Linked DNA regions of Mus musculus: region 2 is linked to region 1. The links are chromatin loops, found by intact Hi-C in ENCODE. Cell type or tissue: heart. All regions are shown on one strand. Each heading gives the region's core, and the rest is flanking DNA. Links, peaks and the distances in the headings are about the cores only. Region 1 has its middle 20 kb from the start of Gm33103. Region 2 holds the start of Gm32997 (a long non-coding RNA gene).

Region 1 (10,819 bases), core at 954-8,953:
GTTCCAGAGTGAGCCTGTTCCTGTGCTCAGGAGAGAAAGCAGACAAGGTCAGAGGAACCTGCATTCTGAGCAACTTCTCAGGCCTGATAGTGGATCAAAGCACCATCCCAGGGTATCTTTGCCTGAGCCTCAACAACATGGAAATTTACAGGTGTGATTATATGTCTTCAGATTCTGGGGTTGGGTTGGGGGCGGGGGAGAGAAGGAGACAGATTGTATCTAAGAAATGGAATCTTTAAGGGAAGGGAACCTGTCCCAGCCAATGTGCGAGTGTGAAGTGTGGCCAGAGAAGGGTCAGAAGGATTCTGAAGGTGGAAGGGGCTGTGAGAACATGGGGGTCTCAGATAGCTGGGAAAAGCGCAGACACAGATTCTTCAGAACTCTGATCCTGCAGAAGAGTGCCTCCTGCCATCTCGTGGATTTTAGCCCAGCGACATTTATTTTGGATTTCTATTCTACAGAACAGTAAGAGTTTTGAAAAAGATGTATTGTTTTAAGCCACTGAGTTTGTAGGATTTGTTCTAGTAGCAATAGAAAAATAAATACAGACATATACACACATGCATGTATGTAAAGAGGATGAAAGCTTAAGAAAAATCAGAGAATTATATACTTTTATTTTTTGTTTTTAATTAATTAATTAATTAATTAATTAATTAATTAATTTTGGCATTTCCTTTTTATTTAAAATAGATTATCTTCTCACATAATGTGTCCTGATAAAAGTTTTCTCTCCTCCTCCTCCTCCTCTTCTTCTTCCTCCTCCTCTCCTCCTCTTCTTCCTCTTCTTCCTCCTCCTCAGCCCTTCCCACTTCCTTTCCCAGCTGGATCTATTCCATTTCTGTTGTTTATTAGAAAACAAAGGGACCTTTAAGGGATAGTAAAAAAATATAATAAGATAAAACCAAAGCTAACATTGGAATAGGACAAAACACAAAACAGAAGAAAAGAGCTCTTCACACACACAAAAAAAATTAAAAGCATAAGAAATAGATCCACTTGTTATTTGCATACTCAGAATCTCATAAAACCAGTAAACTGGCCAGATGTGGTGGCACACACTTTTAATCCCAGCACACAGGAGGCAGAGTAAAGCAGATCTCTGAGTTTGAAGCCAGCTAATCTATATGAGCTGCAGGACAGCCAGGGCTACACAGAAACACTGCCTCAAAAACCAAAAACAATAAGAAAAAAAAAACAAAAACAATAAACTGGAAACCTAGTATATATGCGAAGGACCTGGGTTGGGGAGACAAAATAAAATAAAAATAAAAAACAAGATAAAATTAAAAAAAAAAAAAGAAGAAGAAGAAGAGGAAAAGCCCTAATCAGGACATTACGAGACAAGAAGCCTCCAAAGATGCTTCTGAGTTGTTTTGTGTCGGCCGTCTACTGCTGGCCATGGGGCCTACCCTTAAGAGAGGTTTGTTTCCCCAGTGAGACTCCCTCCGAGGAAACAAATTTTATTTTTATTTGCAAAGTGGTTATCAATTAGAGACAGCTGCTGGGTTCCAGTGGGGCTTGTATCCACTTCTCTTCTCAGCTGGATGAAAGAGCTGGTACACGGTGGCTGTGGCTTTAGTCTCTGTGAGTTCATGTGTGAAGGTCCTGTTGATTTAGAGGGCCTTGTTTTCTTGGTGTCCTCCATCCTTTCTGGCTCTTACACTCTTTCTGCTTCCTACTCTGAGAGTTTACTGAGCCCCAAGGGGAGGATGTGATAGAGACAATCTCTTGGGGCTGAGCATTCCAAGGTTACTCACTCTCATACTGTCTGGCTATGGGTCTTTGTCCTGTCTCGTTCTCTATCTGTTGCAGGAGGAAGCTTCCCTGATGATAACTGAGCAGGGCACAAATCTATCAATATAGCAGAATGTCATTAGGAGTCATTTCATTGCTGCATTTTTCCCCTTAATAATAATATTTGGTTTTACCCTAGGTCTCTAAGCAATCTAGTCTCTGGTTGTTGCATCCAAGCAGTGTTGGGTATAGTTTCCATGTCATGGTGTAGGTCTTAAGTCAAATCTTATATTGGTTGGTTACTCCCATAAGCCTTGTGCCACCATTGCCCTACTTACGTTGCAGGCAAGACACTACTGTAGATCAAAGGTTTGTGGTCGGCATGATGTTCATGTTTCCCTTCTGGTGTTCCAAAGATGCTAGAATGTAGGAGTGAAGGCTCTTTGCAGGCACTGCCTCTACTTCTCCATAGTCAATGGGTTGTGTAGGTATTGTCTTCAGCAATAGGGCCTTCCCTTCAGTTTTGTGGAGAGCAACCTATAGTTTCAGCAACGACTTGGGTTGTTTGAGGGGTTCCCATGAAACTCCTTGGCCTACAACTCAATAAGATGTAACCCAATCCTAATATTGGAAGATTCATGTGGTGATAAGAGATAACCAGTTCAGACTCTGTCTCCCCATAACTTGGTGATCTTATCTATCCCTTCATATATGCATATATTTTAGGTAGTTTCTATTGTGTTAGTTTTCCATATTACCACTCAAATGCCCCTTTATTTAGCTGCCTCTCATTCTGTTCCCTCCCTCATCTTCCTCTTCTCACTTCTTCTCTTTATTCTCCCATTCTGGCTCCCCCATCCACCCATAACTATATATTCTATTTCCTTTCCCTTACCCTATATCTATCTGTTGCTCTTCAGAGTATAGCTTGGTGATCACTGACTTAACAGCTGATACCCACATATAAACAAATACATACCATATTAGTCTTTCTGGGTCTAGGTTACCTCACTCTGGATAATTTATTCTATTCCATCAATTTATCTACAAAAGTTGTCTTTTTTTTAAACAGCTAAGTAATACTCTAGTGTGTAAACGTACCACAGTTTCTTTATCCATTCTTGTTGAGGGACATCTAGCTTTTTTCCCTCCAGTTTCTGGCTACTATCAATAGAGTAACAACGAACTACTGAACATGGTTGAGCAAGTGTCTGTATGGTACATGCCAACGATAGGGCTGGATGTTGAGGTAGATCTATCTATCCCCATCTTTCTGAGGAACTCCACACTGATTTCCACAGGGAGTGTACACATTTTCACCCCCACCAGCAATGGATAAGTGTTCTCCTCCACATCCTTGCCAGCATGAGCTGTCACCCCCCCCCCCCCCAGTCAGGGTTTCTCTGTGTAGCCCTGGCTGTCCTGGAACTCACTCTGTAGACCAGGCTGGCCTCCAACTCAGAGATCCGCCTGCCTCTGCCTCCCAAGTGCTTGGATTAAAGGCGTGTGCCACCACGCCCGGCGAGCTGTCACTTCTTTTATTGGTCTTAGCCATTCTGACAGGTGTATCTTGAAATCTCAGAATAGTTTTGATTTGCATTTCCTGGTGGCTAAGGAATGTTGAACATTTCTTTAAGAGTTTGTCAGGCTTTTTGAATTTCCTCTTGAGAATTTTCTGTTTAGATCTGTGCCCCATTTTAAAATTGGTTTGTTTTCTTGGTACCTAGTTTGGTTTTTGTATACTAATCCTCTATCAGATATCTGGTTGGTAACAGAATCTTTTCCCATTTTACCGGCTGACACTTTGTCTGAATGACGATGTCCTTTGCAGTGCAGAAACTTCTTAGGTTCCCAAGTATTCCTTGTTTATCTGTTGTTTATCTTAGTTTCTGTGCTGGCGGTCTTCTGTTCAAAGAGAGATTTTTCTTATGCTAATGAGCTCGAGCTCTTTCCACTTCCTCTTCTGTCAGGTCCAGTGTATCTGGTTTTATGTTGAGGTTTTTGATTCATTTGAAGTTGAGTTTTGTCCATAGGCTTGTAGATTTATGTCTGGGTCTTCAATTTGATTCCATGGGTCAGCATGTCTGTTTTTGTATCCACATCATGCTATTTTTATTACTATAGCTTTGTAGTACAACCTGAAACTGGGGATAGTAAAATCCCCATCGGTTCTTTTGTTATTCAGGGTTGTTTTAGTTACACTAGGGTTCAGGGGTTCGGGATTATTTTTCTGTTGTATCAGGCAGGTCTGGAACTCAGCGTTGGAAGGAGGCTGGGCTGACATTCTTGGGCAGTCTTTGTTCATCCTGTGTAAATCCACCAGGTGGCGCCCTCACCACACGGTTGAGTGTACTTGGCAACTGCTTTCTCAATTTCAGGGATTTTTTTTTTTTTTTTTTAAGTTTTAGGGATTTTTAGCTCCTCTCTTCACACCTCCCACCTCACCAACGCTGTGAAACTGTTACTTGACAAAAGGCCTGCGGGAAATTTATGAAGTGGCCTTGTTTTGATCACTCATCTGGCACCTTCCAGGTTAGAGCATACAAGCCGCCACAGGCGCTGTGGTTTGCTTGCTGTAAGTTCTAGCTTCTCAGGGCCAAGCCAGTGTTTCCCAGATCCTATCATTTAAGTTCAGTGGATGACTCCCTAATCTATGTATGCTATTGTGTTCTCTGCCTTGGCCTTCGCCCATCTCTCTCCTTCAGTTTACACTCACTAACTCACTAATTCATTCATTTCCATCGTCATCGTTATGACATGTGAAGCTCTTATAGTGTTATCATGCTGGAAAAACAAGACCGGAGCTGAGGGCATAACCCTGTGTACTAAAAATATTTAGCAATGTGGCCTGGGGCTTCTTCCCTGCCTTAGATCATTTATGTCCCTGGATGAAAGACACACACAGCCTTTATATTTTTAAATAGCCTTAGTCAGCACAGTAGCTGGGCAGCAACCCCACCCTCCATGCTGTTAGAATCTACCTTCCTATCGATAACCCAAGTTATTACTTAATATGTTTATCTGGGCTGCCCTTAGCTCCAATTGGCTAGCCACATACTTGTGGCTCAGTTTTTCCACGGCTCTCCTCCCTCCTTCACGTTCTCCTTTTTCCATGACGGCTTCTGAAACCTCATCCCCACCTATGTCTCCTCTACCCATTGGCTGTTGGCATCTTTATTTACTAATCACAGTTAACTGGGGCCAGGGTCACAGGGGCTACACATGCATGCTCCAGGTTTTGGGGTCTTGCACTTAGCATTGCAATAGACATTAAACGACAAAACCTCAACAGCCCTGTCAATAAAAGTGCTTGTGAACATAATATAGTTACTTGTCTGCTGCTGCTATCAAGTGTGACAAGAGCAGAGCAAAGGAGGATGGGTTTACTTTGTCTCAGTTTGAGGGGACAGGCCATCGTGGTGGGCAAGTCATGGTGGCAGGAGCTTGAGGCAGCTTGTGTATCACATCTGCTGTCAGAAAACAGAGAGGAACGCTGACACTCAGCTAGCTTCCTGCTTTGTATGCAGCCTGGGGTTACAGGCTGTGGAGTGGTGCCGGGGCCCTGTAGGGTGGGTCTTCCCATTTCAATTAACCTAATCTAGAAACTCTCTCACTGACGTGTCTAGAGGCTTGTCTCCTCAGCAAGTCAGGATTCTGTTGACTTGATACTTGATTAAGTATCTTGATAATCTAGAGATAGTTTAAAGAGTACAGGAGGATACAGTTTATACGGGGTTATTATTGTATGTAAGAAATTAAGCACCAGGGGATGTTCCAGGTTCTAGGAGGAGCCCTGGAACCACCTTCCCTGGATGACTTAAATGTTTTACTTTCGTCTTAATGTAGCAGTGTTTGTACTTCTATTGTATTTTTGGTGTTCTAAAATAATGAGCCTAGAGCTCACTATTCAATAGCTTAGATAAAATTCACTATGTAGTCCAGGCTGAACTTGAATTCACAGCAATTCTCCTGCCTCAGCTTCCTTAGTGTCGGGATTATAGGCACGAGCCACCACACCTGACTTTGTGCTTTTATAAAGTTCTTTCTCTGTGTGATCAGGAAGACGAGCTAGGTGTTATTCCCCCCCCCCCATGATGTTTTTATTGACTCTCTGGGAGTTTCACAGCATGCATTCCAATCACAATCTCTTCTCAGTTTTTCCATGTCTGACCCTATTGTGATTTTCCTCTCAAAAGAAGTAAAAAATAAAAATAAGAAGAAAAAGGAAGGAAGGAAGGAAGGAAGGAAGGAAAGAAGGAAAGAACACCAAGCCTACCTTGTGCTATCCATACACTCACTGAAGCATGGTCAGACTCTCCGTGACCTGCCCTTTAGATAAAACTGAGTCCGTCCTATCCCACACCTCAGCTAGAAGCCATCAATTGTATGGAACTACTGTTCAGCATCTCTGTCATACTTTTAAACGGCTGTTTCGATGGCTTACTTTTTGTTGCTGTGTTGGGGTGGGGGTCGTTGAGGGGGAGTAGGAGTTGTCACAGGAGCCTTCTGTGTCCCCCTCAGCTGTGCATCTGGAGTCACAGATATGACAGCAAAAGTTGCCTCCTTGCTCTTCACAGTCAACTGGAGCATGGGTCATGGGTTTTCACAGTTTCTGGAGGTAGCCCAGACCAGGACCATGGTCCTCTGCTGCAGTAGGACCGCAGACCCAGACAAGGCCCTTGGAAGCTTCTTGGACCATGGATATCAACATGGGTTTGAAAGACCCACAACGTGAGGACTCCCCCATGTTCTGACTCAGGAGAGGCGACACCCCAAAATCACCAACGAGAAACGGTCTTGCTGCAAATTGCAAGAGGATTTTTATTCAAGAGCGCTCTCGGGCCCACGGTCATACACCACGCAGGGGTAGAGGACCGTGGCGCCCCAAGTAGCTGAGTAAGGGGGTATTTAAAGGAAGGAACCACAACTCAAGGAGGTGGGAAGGGCATTGTTGGAAAATACCAAAAATACCAGTTAAGAGTCACAAGGAAGTACAAAGTCACAAGTGTCAGGTTATCTCTCAAGACAGTTTCTAAGAGCCCCTAACAATCTAAGAGTGCCTAGCAATAGCACCTTTGCATAGTGGGTTCCAGCAATGGTCAGGGTGGGTCAGGGTGACTTTCCTCCAATGAACACTCTTTGAACCCAGGAAGTGGGTGGGTGGAGGAAGGAATGTCGCTATCTGTTTTATGATTAGCATACCTTGGAGCACTGAGTTTACTACTCTTTCAGGTTCAGGTGGCAGCACAGCCTGGGTTCAGGCCATGGACTTCCACATGGTTCTTGGTGGTAACATGGGCTAAGGATTAACACAGATGCCAGCTACTGTGGGGCCTTGGACCCAGTCCCCAGCATGGCATGCCTGAGAATCACAAGGGCTGGCTCTCTTGTCTGCAGACTCTAATGCCTCCCAGCTAGGTGTTTTAGTATAAATACCAAGAAAGGACATAAACAGGTAAGAGAGGGGATGAACAAAAGAAGGCAGAATTTGTAAAATATTATAAACTGAATAGGGGGAGTGTGGTAAGGTGTGCCTTTTGGGGGTCCAGCTGGGTTTCCTCATCCTCTGCTTCCTGCCTCTAGGGTGGTCAGATGCCCCCTACTGGCTTGGAGGATGAAGCACAGTCTGGAACGGGTGGGGCTTTAGGATCTCCTGGCCTGCTGGGAGGAGCGGTGCTTCTCTAAAGATGAAGGCCTTCTTTGATAGACAGTCTTCTGTGAAACATCTCACTTAGCTATATTTGGGGTGGGCTGGTATGCCTACACTTTATTTGAGGTGAACCGGGGTATACAGCAACCTTGGAGAGTGGGAAGGAATTTTCAGGGTAACTGAAAATCATTGGCTAGAGTTTAAAGTTCTGTGAATGCCTCATTTGTATGGAGACTTTCCGGGAATCTCAGGTACTTGCTGGGCACATTCTTATAGGGGAAAAAGAGGAAGTTTGTAAGTCTGCCAAGAACTACTCAACCTTCCCCAGGTAAGGGTGTGGGGAGTCAAGATCCACAGACATGGTTAGAAAAGGGGAAGCCTTGCTGGTAAAGGGAGACCTCCATTTTCTGTGGAGCTCAGAGGAGCTATCTAGTCATGGTAGACTGTGACCTTAATTAGCAAGGTTTTCCCAAAGGGAGGAACAGAAAGAAGTGTGAGACTGTACGGCTTCCCTCCTTCTTGAGTGGTGGGTATCATTGATCCTTTGGTCCAGGAGAGAATAAATTTTAAGTTAGAGACCAGTATGATGCACAGGCCATAAAGCAGAATGACACAGAGCAGTAGAGATAAATCAGGGGGAAATGGAGGCTGTTGGAAACAGAGAGAAGACAGTTCAGGGAAGTAGTGGCCAGGAACACAGCAAAAGGCCAAGAAGAAAGAAGATTGTAAAGGTCCATGACTGGTGACATTTAGGAGTTGCTACATCCACACCAGTAGTGACACGCATTACAGGCCTGAAAGCCTGGAAGCAGTCCTGAGGCAGGGAGTTTCAAGGAAGCTTTGCCTCCTGGAACCTTGGCATTCCCATAGCCCGTTTATTCAAAGCCTGTCCCCACGTTAGTCTGGTGTTTGGATCCCTGTGCTCTCTTTCAGTATTGTTTTCTTATAAGTGCCTTTAAGGTTTGATTTTGACATAGCTAAGCCTCCACCAGTGTTCCAACGGTTCCTAGAAAATCCTTGAAGCCGACCCTGAGCTTGGAATTCAGTAAGAATGTTACCTATTCAGGAACACTCAAATTCACAGTGAAAATAGACAGTGAAAATAATCAGGCATTACAAAGTACAGAACTAGGAAAGCTCAGGGCTAGTCTGCATATTAATTACTTAGGACAATAGCTGAGTCACACCCAACCACAGGAATACACAATGGCCTAGGAAATAGGTAGATTGTCGCATGAAAGGGTTAGTAGAAGGGAATTCCTTTGGTGCAGGTTTTTTCACTAGCTCAGAGGAATAGCATAATCAGGAATTTACTAAAGAACCCTTTGAGCCGGGCGTGGTGGTGCACGCCTTTAATCCCAGCACTTGGGAGGCAGAGGCAGGTAATTTCTGAGTTTGAGGCCAGCCTGGTCTACAGAGTGAGTTCTAGGACAGCCAGGGCTACACAGAGAAACCCAGCCTCGAAAAACCAAAACCAAATCAAACCAAAACAAAAAAACAAAAAAACAAAACCCTGATGGTGGGTTTAACAATAGACTAGCATTGCATCAGAGCATTCACCTGGCTACTGTGTTTAGCTGATCTTTTAAATTAAGGGTTGTTCCTATTCTCAGTGGTAAACTCAGCCTGGCTCCCACCATCTTTTTATGTATGTATTCCTTTTTGTTTTGTGTCAATCTAACTTGGCGGATGTGTTCGCCTGACTTTCTTGTTTTTCTTCTGTAGTAAAAGTCTGGTGCTCGTTTGGACAAAATACATTCATATTCAGCGCTCTCTTGTGTCTGCTTGTCAACTCTCACCGACCCTTGCTCACCTGCAACCAGAAACCCGTTCCCTACAGATAGGAGACCCAGTAGAGGTTAGTCTGTGGCAAGGAGTGCCTTGAAAGTCTGCTTCAGCAATGGTGAGGATAATGGAAGGTTAAAAATGTGCCATGGTCCCCCTTCCCCTTTCCAAAGCATTGCAGTATCAAACGAAAGGCTGTGAATCAGTGGGTAGAGATGTGGGAACTTGGGCTTTTTGCTCTGGTGAGGACTGAATACTTGCCTGACAGAGGAGACATAGGCAGGTAGGAAGAGACAGAGTAAAAGACATTTATAAAGGGAAGAGCCAAAGGAAAGTTGATAGTGTGAGCTCCAGGCACTGTTCATGAGCTACTTGCTGAACACTTGGTTGCAACTCTCTAATCCTGTACAGCAGGCCAAGGGCTCACCCTTACCTCAGTGACCTTGGGGTTCTTGTGTAGCTCTGGACAAGGCATTGTGTGAAGGCTTTGAGTCCTGAGGAAGGGGTAAACAGACCTGGGACCAGTTCTAGTTTTGGCCAATTGTCAATCTGGGCAGGTGGGATCACCTCTGAGTCTCTGCTTCCCTCCAGGGAAAATGAAGGTGTCTGCATCAAGTTATCCCAACCTCCACACTACCCCAGATGTGGTGCTTAAATTCATGCTTTTTTAAAAAAATATTCACACTTACTCCCAAGAATAGGGGCTCCTGATGATGTTTCTTTCATTTGGGGTGACAGTATCTGTTTTATGCTCCTGTGGCTCTCCCTAGGTTCAATATTAAGTTCCTTCACTGTGGCTAGTTAGCCTGGTCTCTCTTTCGTAGTGCTAAGCAGCCCGAGTTCCCCATAGCCCAGCTGAAAAATGCTCTCATTTTATAGGCGTGGCAAGAGGGAAGTCAGGGGGGACCAGGCTGAGGGAAGTCATGCATTTTTCACTAAGAGGTACTGGACTCGCCATTGTTCTTAGAAAGCCCTTTCTGTGATTCACTGAGCTCCTAACAAGAACCTCTCCACCGATGACTCCCGTCCAGGCCCCTGCAGACAACTGGCCAGCCTGCACACAGCTCCTGCTGCCTAGCAACATTTCGCCGAGGTTAGCATTTGTGCTCGTAATAAACACCATATTGCTAGTTTTAGAAACCTTGATTTTAATCTTTCTGCAAGGATGATGTCTCCAAGCGTTTCCTAATGAAGAGACCAGAATAAATTCTTCCTGGAAATTATGATGGAGCAAGGGGAGGGTCCTAATTTGCTTTCTATGGCTGTGGTAAACACCGTGACCAAAAGCAACTTGGGGAGGAAGGGGTTTGTTTCATCGTACAGTCCATCTGAAGGGAAGTCAGGGCAGAAAACCGTGACAGGAACTGAGGCAGAAGCCTTGGAGTAAGTTGCTTACCTGTTTGCTCAGCTTGCATCCTTATATCACCTTGGACTATCTGTTCAGGGGTGGCATCATCCACAGTGAGCTGAACACTCCCACACTCATCCTAATTAAGAATTAATTAATTAAGAATTAATCCCTTAATTAATTAAGGGATATATCCCACAGGGAATCTTAATGGAGGTTTGTTTTTTGTTTCCTTCAGTTGCATTACCTCTTCCCAGCTGACTCTAGCTGTGTCAGGTTGAGAGAAAAGTTAACTGCAC
Region 2 (10,819 bases), core at 1,186-9,185, 68 kb after region 1:
ATATATGTATATATTTATGTATATGAATGTATTTATCTATATATCTATAAATGTATATATGTCTATAAATTATATATTTCTGTACATAAATATATATAAAATATATGTATATTTTAAATATATTTAAAATCTTTTTTGCCATTTTAGATCTATTTTTTATTAAATATTTTCTTAACTTACATTTCAAATGTCATCTCCTTTCCTGGTTTCCCCGCCGAAACCCCGCTATCCCATCCCCCCTCACAGTGCTCACCAACCCACCCACCCCCGCTTCCCTGTCCTGGCATTCCCCTACACTGGGACATAGAGCCTTTACAGGACCAAGGGCCTTTCCTCCCATCGATGCCCAACTAGGACATCCTCTGCTACATATGCGGAGCCATGGGTCCCTCCATGTGTACTCTTTGGTTGGTGGTTTAGTCCCTAGGGGCTCTGAGGGTACTGTTTGCTTCATATTGTTGTTCCTCCTATGGAGCTGCCAACCCCTTCAGCTCCCTTACAAAGGATTTTCAAACTGTTTTAATTTATGTGTGTCTGTATCACTGTGTGCCACAAGTACATGGGTCTCAGCAGAGGCCAGAAAAGGACATCTGAGCCCCTGGAACTGGAGTTACCTGTGATTGTGAGCAATCTAATGCAGAAGCTGGGAAATGAATTCTGGTCCTCATGCAAAGCAGCAATCACTCGTAACAACTGAGCCACCTCTCCAGCCCAGTGCTGCTGTTTGTACAAAGTCCTTTCTCTCTGGTCACATAGTCAGCACACACACGCCCCACTGCCCCCATCTAGTCATCTGCCTCTAAGGAAACTTTGATCTTCAAGGAATGTTGAGCCCACAGTCAGAGATCTTGCTCCTGATGGATTAACAGCATTGGTCTAGAACTAATCATGGAGACCCCAGTGCAGATAAAGCTAGGGCTTAGAGACCTGGAAAAGAATAAGAGGGAATTAGAAGACAATCTTGCTTAGTGTTCATGGGCAACAGCAAAGATTATTATGGGCTACTTTGATTATTTTATTATTGTAATGAGTTTTAAAACTTAGTTTTCTTTGAGCCTAGTTGAAATTATGCTTTAAGTTTGTATTCATTATTCTATTTCCAAATGTAATGAATTTTACCAATCACTTTCCAGGCAGCTTTTGGTTACCGTCTGATCAACTAACGATGAGCCGACTCAAGTAATCTCTCTCTCTCTTTCTCTCTCTCTCTCTCTCTCTCTCTCTCTCTCTCTCTCTCTCTCTCTCTCACACACACACACAATTTATTTTTGAAGCAGTGTTTCATTTAGCCCAAGTTGGTTTCAAACTTACTATGTAGGAGGATGATGTTAAATTTCGCTTCCACTTTTTGAGTGGAGGGATTATAGGCATGATTTATTCACATTTTCATACGTACTAAGCAAGCAGTTTATCAGCGGACTTTAATCCCCATCCTGACTTAACTATACATTTTTTTTTTTACAAATATTTGACCTGTGTAATATACTCAACTTGTTTGTTTGTTTGTTTTTGTTGTTGTTGTTTTTTCGAGACAGGGTTTCTCTGTGTAGCTCTGGCTGTCCTGGAACTCACTTTGTAGACCAGGCTGGCCTTGAACTCAGAAATCCACCTGCCTCTGCCTCCCAAGTGCTGGGATTAAAGGCGTGCGCCACCAGACCTGGCTCATATTCAACTTTTTTATTAATATAAACATAACTTTTGATTCAATATGAATAAGAGGTCATTTATTTTGAGGCAGACATGAACAACCATATCTGGTAACATGAATTCAATTTACCCTGAATGACATGCTGCACCGTGAAAGTGGTTACATAGACTGCTTTAGTCCTGGGGCATCCATAAACAAGAACATCCACAGATGCATTGGGCGGGGGACACAGATAGGCCAGTTCCAGAAAATCAGGAAATCTCTGGATTAAGATTAGAAAAAATATACTAGAAAACATGACCAAGGACTTCAGAAAGCACACAACAAGGTGGGTGAACTCAATCCAGGACGTGGAGGGGAAAGTCTCACGCTGGATGAGTTGGAGAAACTGCTGAATTAGCATTGGTAATACCAATGGAAATACCGTTCAGGCTCAAAACCCAAGCAAGGAGGCAGCAATAGCTGCCAAATGAGAACAAAGACCCAATCCTTCAACGCTGGCAAACCAACTCATTTGTACCCGCTTGCATGTTATACCACAGGTGTTCATCTATAATGGAGAAGACGGCAGGGCCCACCTACATCTAACTTCCGGGCCTGCAGGGTATGATGAGCTGCTCCTCTTCTCACTCCCCTGCTGGGACAGGCACTGTGGCTTCATGACAGCTGGACTTCAGCCCTGTTATGGGGTACAAAAACTTAAGAAAACCTCAGTCCTCAAGTAAACCTAGGACCATCTAGAACATTCTGCTTCTGGTCTGGAAGACCAGTTAGACACCTTAGCTGAGGTTGTTTTTCAGAATTGAAGAGGAGTCGATCTCTTTATGAAACAAGAATGAATCTGTGTGGTACTGGGGAAGACTTGTTGCTTCTATGACAACAATCAGGGACAATTAAACTTTAGCCATGGTCAGAAGTAACCTTAGAAAGAAAGGGAGGAGGGAAGGAAGGAAGGGAGGAAGGGAGGGAAGAAAGGAAGGAAGGAAAGTCTTCCAAAATCTTCTAACCTTGCTTTTTGGCTTCTGTAGTTCCGTTTCTGGCTAATTATTCTTGCTAACTTGGGTGTGCCAGCCCAAAGCTCATCAAAACTGCACTGGTGTCCTGAACACCCAGTGTAGTTGCTGGCTGGCTAATAAAGACTTCCTATTGGCTTGAACCCGTGTCCATGTAGTCTTCTTCTTGATACCTCCCAATACCAGCAACATAAAAGTTCAGCAAGGGGTTGCTATATGAGGAAAGTGAGGGGCCAGCAAGAGGAAGGCTGGAGTAGACCACAGAGGGGGAAGAGAGTGAAAAGAAACATAAATGCATATGTGTATGAAAATTCCATAATGAAATCCATTACCTTGTGTGCTATCTTAAAAAACCTAAAATTTAAAGGTAATAAAGAATATCTACAAAACTGTATTACATTCTAATAAAACAGAAAGGATATAAAACTGGAAGGGGGACTTAGGTGTTCTTTTGGGGAGTGGAAGGGAATGGTTGATGTTGGATAGGTGTGATCAAGATGCAATGCTTACAAGGATGAAACTGCTAAAGAATTAATACAAGATAGTCTATTAAACTACTAGATCCAAGATCTGGGTGTAACAACACCAGCATTAATCCCAGCTGGCAGGAGACACAGGTAGATGGGTCTCGATGAGTTTGAAGTGAGTCTGGTCTACCTAGTGAGTTCCAAGACAGTTTGAGCTACTTAATGAGACCCCATCTCAAACAAACTAATAAACAAACTAACCCCCATTCCATCCAAACACATCCAAAGACAATTTCAGGTTAGTTTTCCCCGCTACTTAACAAACTTTCCCAAATAAACCTAATGAAAACCAAAATAGGAGACTATTTTATTAACATAGAATTCATTTTAAATAACATCTGCTGTAGATTGTTTTGGGGTTAGGTTGGGATTCCCACATATAAACATAAAAAGTCTTTCATGGGCCCTAACCGGCTTTGGAAAAGTGGCCTTATTCCTTTAAACAGAGCACAGGTCCATTTTCTACCTCAGCCATGGTGTCTTAGGTCAGAAGCTTTCTGTCCATGCCACTACAGAGTCATATCCGAGTGATGCTGGGATACTCAGTGCTCTTCTGAGGAGTCAGTCTCGTATCTAGGACTGGAGAGATCCATCATATGCAGATGAAGAATTTGCTGCTCTCTGGTGGCTGATGGACATGCAAAGGCCCCGTGGTGAGAAGAAAATGTGCCTTTGAGCCCAGTAAGCCTTTTCCCCCTTGCAGCTCCTTGCAGAGTTCCTTTCATCCACATGTTGAAATCATCCCTGATGGGAAGGAAAGTACATGATTTAATTGTGCTATTCTGCTGCGGGATGTGGTTCCAACCAGATGGGCAAAGAACTACATTTAGATTAGCGCTTTGAAAAGTAGAGAACAGTACAAATGACCCTGTGAGGAACAGGGCAAAGCCACCAGGGAGATCAAGAAGAAATGACAAGCTCACCTCACTTGATAATGTTTTCTTGTTCTCCCCTAATGCACATCTGGATGAGGGTCAAAGGACAGGTTCTGAGTGAACGAGCCAGAATACTTTCCTGAATTTGGATTCTGGGAAGTTAGACATGAGAGCTCCGTTGTTGTATCTGGAAAAGAAGTTCTCCTTAAAGACAAATCCAATTCCCAGAAGCAAGTCTGCTTTGGGCCACGGTTGACAACAGTAAGTAACCTCTCTGGGAGGTGCAAATCAACTGTCTCTCTTGCCTCTCTTTGAGAAACTAGAGCTGTGTTCTGGCTCACTTTTCCTAAGGACGTGGGCCCCCAATGTCCTTTTTCTTTATTTGAGTTCATGGTAGACTTTGGTCTCAAGTTTTCATTCCACTAATCTCTTTGTTGTAGAGCAAACACACACACACACACACACACACACACACACACACACACACACACACACACACACACACTAAAGGCAGGTTTATTGAAAAGCTGCTCTTGGGTGGACAAGTTCACTGGCCCCAATGCCAAGGCCAGTGAAGTCACCATGGGGAAGCGGTGGAGGGGAGGGGAGGGATAGAAAAAGAAAGAAAGAAAGGGGCACTTGCAGAGAGAGGAGAGAGAGAGAGATTTTAAGTACCTCAAAGCTTCTTTGTTTCTAGGCATAGAATAATTTGTTCAGTTGAGAAATAACAAGCCCCACAGCAACTGGAAATGTGTATTTTCCCCAAGGCATTTTTACCTCCTACCCTGTATCCTAGCCTGAGCTGTTGGCAGAAGGGAGGAGGTCCATCATGTCCTCAACTGTCCTACGAGGCTGCAGAAGTCTAACCCACACCCATACCTGGGAAATCTTTTCTGGTGCTCTGAAGCAAGGATGGTCTAGGACACTAGGACACTGAGATAAAAAGAATCACGCCAAGGGACAGGGAAATAGGCAACAATCCCTTTAGAAAATGAATGGTAAATTGAAATTTCTGCCACTAAGTATTTTGACAGGGAAAACACCAAGAAGTCGGTCTACTTTGCTTCCCCTTCTTTTCCTCTTTTTAAAAATAATACAGTAGTGTCTCCCGTTTATCCAGTGTGGGTCAAAATTTACCGCTAGACATTTCTGGAGAATTTTCTAGAAGTCCATTCTAAATGCACCTAGAAAAATTTCCCTGGGCTAAACTGCGGTGACTTCGCGTGTTCAGCTTGTCTGCTACCCGAAATCTGTCCCTGCTGCCTCTGTGGTGCCTCATCCCTGCCAGATTTGTGAGCAGCCCAACCCATCCGGGTGGCTCCCACAGTGACCTGAAGTAACCTCACAGGCTCTCTGTGTGTTTGGATAACACAGAGATAAGATAAAGGAGAGGACATGAAGCAACACCCCCGAAAAACATGGTCTAGTGACCTAGTTAGTATTCAAGCACTGACCAAGACCGACAGTGTGGAGCACTTTACCAACATTTTTTTTCTTACCGCAAGTCCCTTCTGCCCTAATAACTCCTTGCTGCAGACTCAGCAGAGACAAACCACAGCTGGCCGTCAGTATTTTCTGCTGCAATGCTGTTCATGTAATCAAAAGCAACTGCTGCAGACTTCCTTTTCCCAGATAAAGCAGTGCCAAAAACTGACATCCTTTTCTCCGGAATCCGTTCCCCAGCTCTATTCTTTCCCAGTGCAGGCATCTTATTTGTGGCTCGAAAAAGCAGTGGTGTCTGTTGGTTGGATACATTTTAATTGGATAACTTTTAAACCAATTTTTATTTTTATTTGAGAAAAAATTCACACAAGTACTTAAGAATTAAAAGGTACACCAGGGGATACAGTGAGAAGATGAGCTATGTTCTCTGTCTTGGCATTTGGTTTAGGCTTTGCCCCACAGTTACCTGGCAACAGCCAGGTGTGCCTGACTCACTATAAAAGAGGCTGCTTGCCCCGTCCAGTCCACGCTCCCCCCCACTCGCTCCGCTCCTACTCTCTTCTCTTGCCCTCCCCCCCCCCGCACTCCCCCACTATCCTGGGGCTGGTCCCTCAAGGGTAAGGGATGCCTCAGCATGGCCCCGCAGAGGCACCGCCTTCCTCCACACCATACCGCGCCTCCACAAAACATATTCCTTGTCTCTTTGGTTTTATAAAACATAACTCTGTCTCTGTCCTTTAGTTATCAGGTACCCTGACTTAGAAGCGCTTACTTCCAGTCTCAGGTCTCTATAATCTGAGAATTCTAGTAGGAATGGCCAGTGCATTTTAAAATATGTACAGTCCTTTGAGCTCCTACAGACAGATGAGTTTATTGTCTTTCTGCATCTGTTCTGTTTCACATAACACAGTAATCTCCAGGTTCATTCATGTTGCCACTCATGACAGGACTGCCTTCTTTTTATTACTGACTAGCATTTTCCTGGACTCATAAACACGCATGCATGTTAGTCACATTCATTTTTCCTGCTTCTCTATTGATGGACACTAAAGTTGATTCTATCTCATGACTATTGTGGACAGTGTAGGCATCTCCTAAACACACTGCTTTTTATCTCCTTTGGATATATGCCAGATAGACAAATTGCTGAGTCATGTGATTATAAATTGCTTTAGTGAATGGGTGGACTAATTTATATTCCCATCAAGGGTGTGTGTGGAAGCATTTCCTTTTTCCCAGCTACTTATTCATACTTAGTGTCTGTGTGGTGTGGTGTGATGTGGTGTGTCTCTGTCTGTGTGTGGTATGATGCGGTGTGGTGTGGTGTAGTGTGTCTGTGTGTATGCAGGCATGTGTGTGTCATAGTGTGAATGTAGAGGTTAGAGGGTAACTTTTAGGAAACTGTTCCCACCTTCCACCTTGTGGGTCCTGGGGACAGAATTCAGCCTGTCAGTGTTGGTGGCACATAACTTTATGTGCTGAGCCATCTCAATGGCATAGTTTTTTTTTTTTTTTTTTTTTTTTTATGTAACAGCTGTTGTAACAGTTGTTGAGATGTCACTTCACCACATTTGAATCTACATTTTCTGGACTTTTTTTTGGATCACAGAAATGGAAAGTAGAGTAGATTTTTCTGTGGCTGAGTTGGTTAGTGAGAGTTGGAGAGGCTCCGCTAAAGGGTACAAGATTTCAGTGAGGCAGGAAGAACAAGTTTAAGCGAGCTATTGTGTAACATGGTGGCAGATCAATGTATTGTATAAAATCTTAGGATATTGGAAATATTTTACAAAAATTGTAAGTATGTGAGGTATTTCATTTGTAAGTTAGCTAGAGCTAGTCTTTCCATAGTGTATGCATACTTTATATATCATGTTGTACATTGTAAATACATACAGCTTTGTCAATATGGTACATACACATACACACACATGTAGGCGTTGATTTCTTTTCAAAATCTACATTTAGTAAGGGTCTTGAATGGTTTAACCTCCCTTCTAGCCCACCACCCACCAGAGGTAGTGGAAAAGAAAGGTTATTAGGATATGGGGAAGTGGAACAGCTTAGAAATAGTTCTTTGGAGCAAATCCAATCTGCGTTGTAGAATATACAGCAGCAGTCCACTTCAGCAACGTCAGGAGAGCAAACACAAATCAGCAGTGGTGGCAGAACCCAGCAGAAACAGCCACGCATCTACTGAATCAGCACAAGTCAGCAGAAACCACCAGGACTAGCAGGGACACCAGGAGAAGTTCTCTGCTGTGCCTCTCTCAAGGCAACAAAGATCAGTGAAGGCACAAGACCAAGAAGCATTGTAAAGCTAGCTATGCAAGACATGTCACTGTCCGTTGGGTCCTATTTATACTCCCTCCAAACATAATGTGTCCTGCCATAGGTCTTGCCTCAGCTGACATCACTCTATTAATTTGCCGGAGTCTGCAGAAGCAGCCAACGATGACCATTAAGGAATGGCAAAACATATCAATACCATCCAACATCATCCACCATCTGTTGGGTCCTTTTTAATATCGTGTGTCCTCTCATGTGTTTGCTTTAGCAAAACATCTTTTCATGTATGTCTGCTTCAGGAAAACATTCCTTCACATATCTGCCCCAACAAAACATCCAACACATCTGACTTTCCAAACTTTCCACTACACACACACACACACACACACACACACACACACACACACACACACACACACACACACACACTAAGTTGTAAGCAAAAAAACCAGAAAGTATTTAGTTCTGTATGCTTCCCTCCCACAAGGGATAACAAACATTCTGTAACTATTTGACAATACATTTTCAGATCTTGCCATTTTAATGCATATGAAATTATTTCTTTTTATACAGTAACATAGAACTATATAGAAATGCATCATATTTTTATCAATACAGTTTTTAATTAAATTTTCACTTTTTTCAAAGATGTCATTTTTCTTTTTAGCTTTGCTTTTCATTCATGTTATTATGACTAAATCTAAAATGAAATACCATTTTACAAATTCTAAAACTATATGTTATCTCTGAATATCTGGTTGCATTTTTATATTTCTTTAATAATTTGCCAGAAAATAATTTATTGATTTATAGATGCTTTTTTAAATAAGAAATTATCCCTGTAATTTTTTCTTTATTGTGGATACACAAAGATACTTTAACTTAATGAAGGTTCAGACTTTAATTTTTGTTATGGCTTCTGGGTCATTTTATACTCAGGAATGCCTTATCAACCCCAAGAATAAGATCCTTTTGGCTGTTGCATTTTCTTTTAGCATATTTATGATTTTTAAATGTTAGGTCATGTAGAGTTTGTTTGTTTGTTTATTTGTAAGATATAAACTAATGGGTATTGGAGAAATGCTAAGAGAAGCTAAGGGATCCTTTGGTTTGGTTTCCAGCACCTGTATGGGGTGCCTCACAGCTGTATCTAACTCCAGTTTTATGGGATCTGAGACTCTCTTCCAGGCTCCACTGGCGCTCACCCACAAGAGGCATATACTTACATAGGTGCTATACATACATAAGTAAAAATGAATTTTTGACTAGATCTGAAGATGATTTGGTAGGGTGCAGCCTAGGACAGTGGAAGCCCTCAGGAGTGCAGGGCCGACCATTTGCCTAGGGGACCACACTGGAGATGCATTGGACCCCACAGCCATCAAGGATGCGCTGCTCCTCAGCTAGCAGGTCATCAGGTTCATCTGCATTAGATTTGGTGACGTCCCAGTTTTTTAAGGTGTGGCTCTTCTGGCAGCCAGGGAACATAAATCACACAGTCCTTACAGTGGACAGGATGACCTGCCCAGTGTGAATTCTGGTCACTGCCCTGGGGCTTCCCAAAGGCAACAGACATACCTACCTGTCTAATGGCTAGACTAGGGACAGTGCTGAGATCAGAGACATGAATATACACCCAGAAAACTGTCTCCAAAGTCCCATTGGGCAACACCTGTAGGCAAAAGGTTCAGTGCACTCCAAAATAAGCTGCAGCTCACAGCCATTGCATGCAAGGTCCCCATGCAGATATTTTTATCTGCCATGGTAGCAGATAAAAATAAAATCTTTAAAATATATGAAGTGGTGATAAATTTGCTTTTCTCTGTGGCTAACAACTGTTAAAAGAGCACATATGAACTAATATAATTTTAGTTATTTTCTAATGATTTGAAAGGTTGTCCTATTGTCAATGCATACTAACCAGATAAGCATATGCACTAGTTAGACACATATTGTCTGTTTTTGCACTATTGCCTTATCTCTTCACCCACCAGACAATACTGTTTTTATTACATTGCTTGATCTTAATATGTGGCAAAGTTTATCCTTGTGTTCTATTCTTGTTCTTTCTCACAACCTTTCTTCTTAATCTTATTTAATTTGCAAGTGATTAAAGAAACATGTACATAGTTTTCTTTTTGAAAGTTCTCATCCAAATTATGGACTAATGTTCTATTTCTTCATCTGCTTTTTCTCTATTTGTACTATCTGTTCCAGGTATAATTTTAATGTGTTTTTAAAAATCAGTTTCTAGGTATTTTGTTGTTTTTGTTATAATTGTTAATAGTTTTTCCCTTTGTTTTAAAGAAAAAGGGTTTATTTAATATGGTACAAAGAGAGCACTATGCATGACTGTAATTGAAGAGCCACCAGCCAATAAAGCATTTTTATCCATTCTACATTTCAACTTGTTGTTTCTATATATGAAGTTATCCACTTTTTGTAGATTAATTCATCCTATCCACCAAACTGAAATGGAGATGGGTGTAGTACTTACATCTGGAGTTCTGTGATCAAACTCCCTAACAGACAATGGAAGGAAGGAAGGAAGGAAGGAAGGAAGGAAGGAAGGGAGGGAGGGAGGGAGGGAGGGAGGGAGGGAGGGAGGGAGGGAGGGAGGGAGGATGGAAGGTTGGTTCAGGCCAAAAGAAACTCAAGACAACTAGCTATCTTTGGTGTCTATTAGAATACCAAAGGGCTTCCTGGCTACCAGGCTTCCTCAAGTACCTGTGTTTCTTCTCAGCTTTCCTAACTCTATCCTTTACCTTAAACTCTAGCTCATGTGCTTCCTTCCCACAGCTTCACACTATGTCAGCTCTATGCTGTGTTGCCCCTCTCTCTTGCCCCTCTCTCTTGGCCCTCTTTCTTGCTCTACTTTACCTGCACTCTCTTTGTCTTCTCTCCTCTCACAACCTGGTCCAGTTTGTAGGCCAGGGTCAGTTTACTACTTTCTAAGTCTTTGTTCTGGACTCTTCCTGATGCTTTTGGCTGAACTCCCCCTATGTTCTCAGTTTATGCAGGCAGGCA

What was found. Hi-C counts contacts between places; a loop is a spot of excess contacts. Peaks named below come from ENCODE experiments on the same cell type or tissue, not always from the same donor. Only the 100,000 strongest peaks of a DNase experiment are listed, where the experiment ranks them.
Region 2: it touches region 1 in a loop (6-fold over the local background); 7 of 42 quality-filtered maps call a loop at or near these places.

Annotation. Positions count from the first base shown.
Region 1 is chr8:69,016,838-69,027,656 of GRCm38, reverse strand. No RefSeq gene overlaps it. Among named protein-coding and RNA genes, the nearest start is that of Gm33103, 20 kb to the right of the region's middle. In heart, for the core only: CTCF peaks have their summits at 4,052 (motif pointing right) and 7,340 (motif pointing left); a DNase peak (open chromatin) is centred at 4,146.
Region 2 is chr8:68,948,836-68,959,654 of GRCm38, reverse strand. Gm32997 (a long non-coding RNA gene) reads right to left here and starts at 5,652. Exons shown (of 3, transcript XR_379062.3): 1 at 5,563-5,652; 2 at 4,112-4,250; 3 at 3,472-3,932. In heart, for the core only: a CTCF peak has its summit at 3,839 (motif pointing left); DNase peaks (open chromatin) are centred at 5,384 and 5,514; H3K4me3 peaks cover 687 bases; H3K27ac peaks cover 942 bases.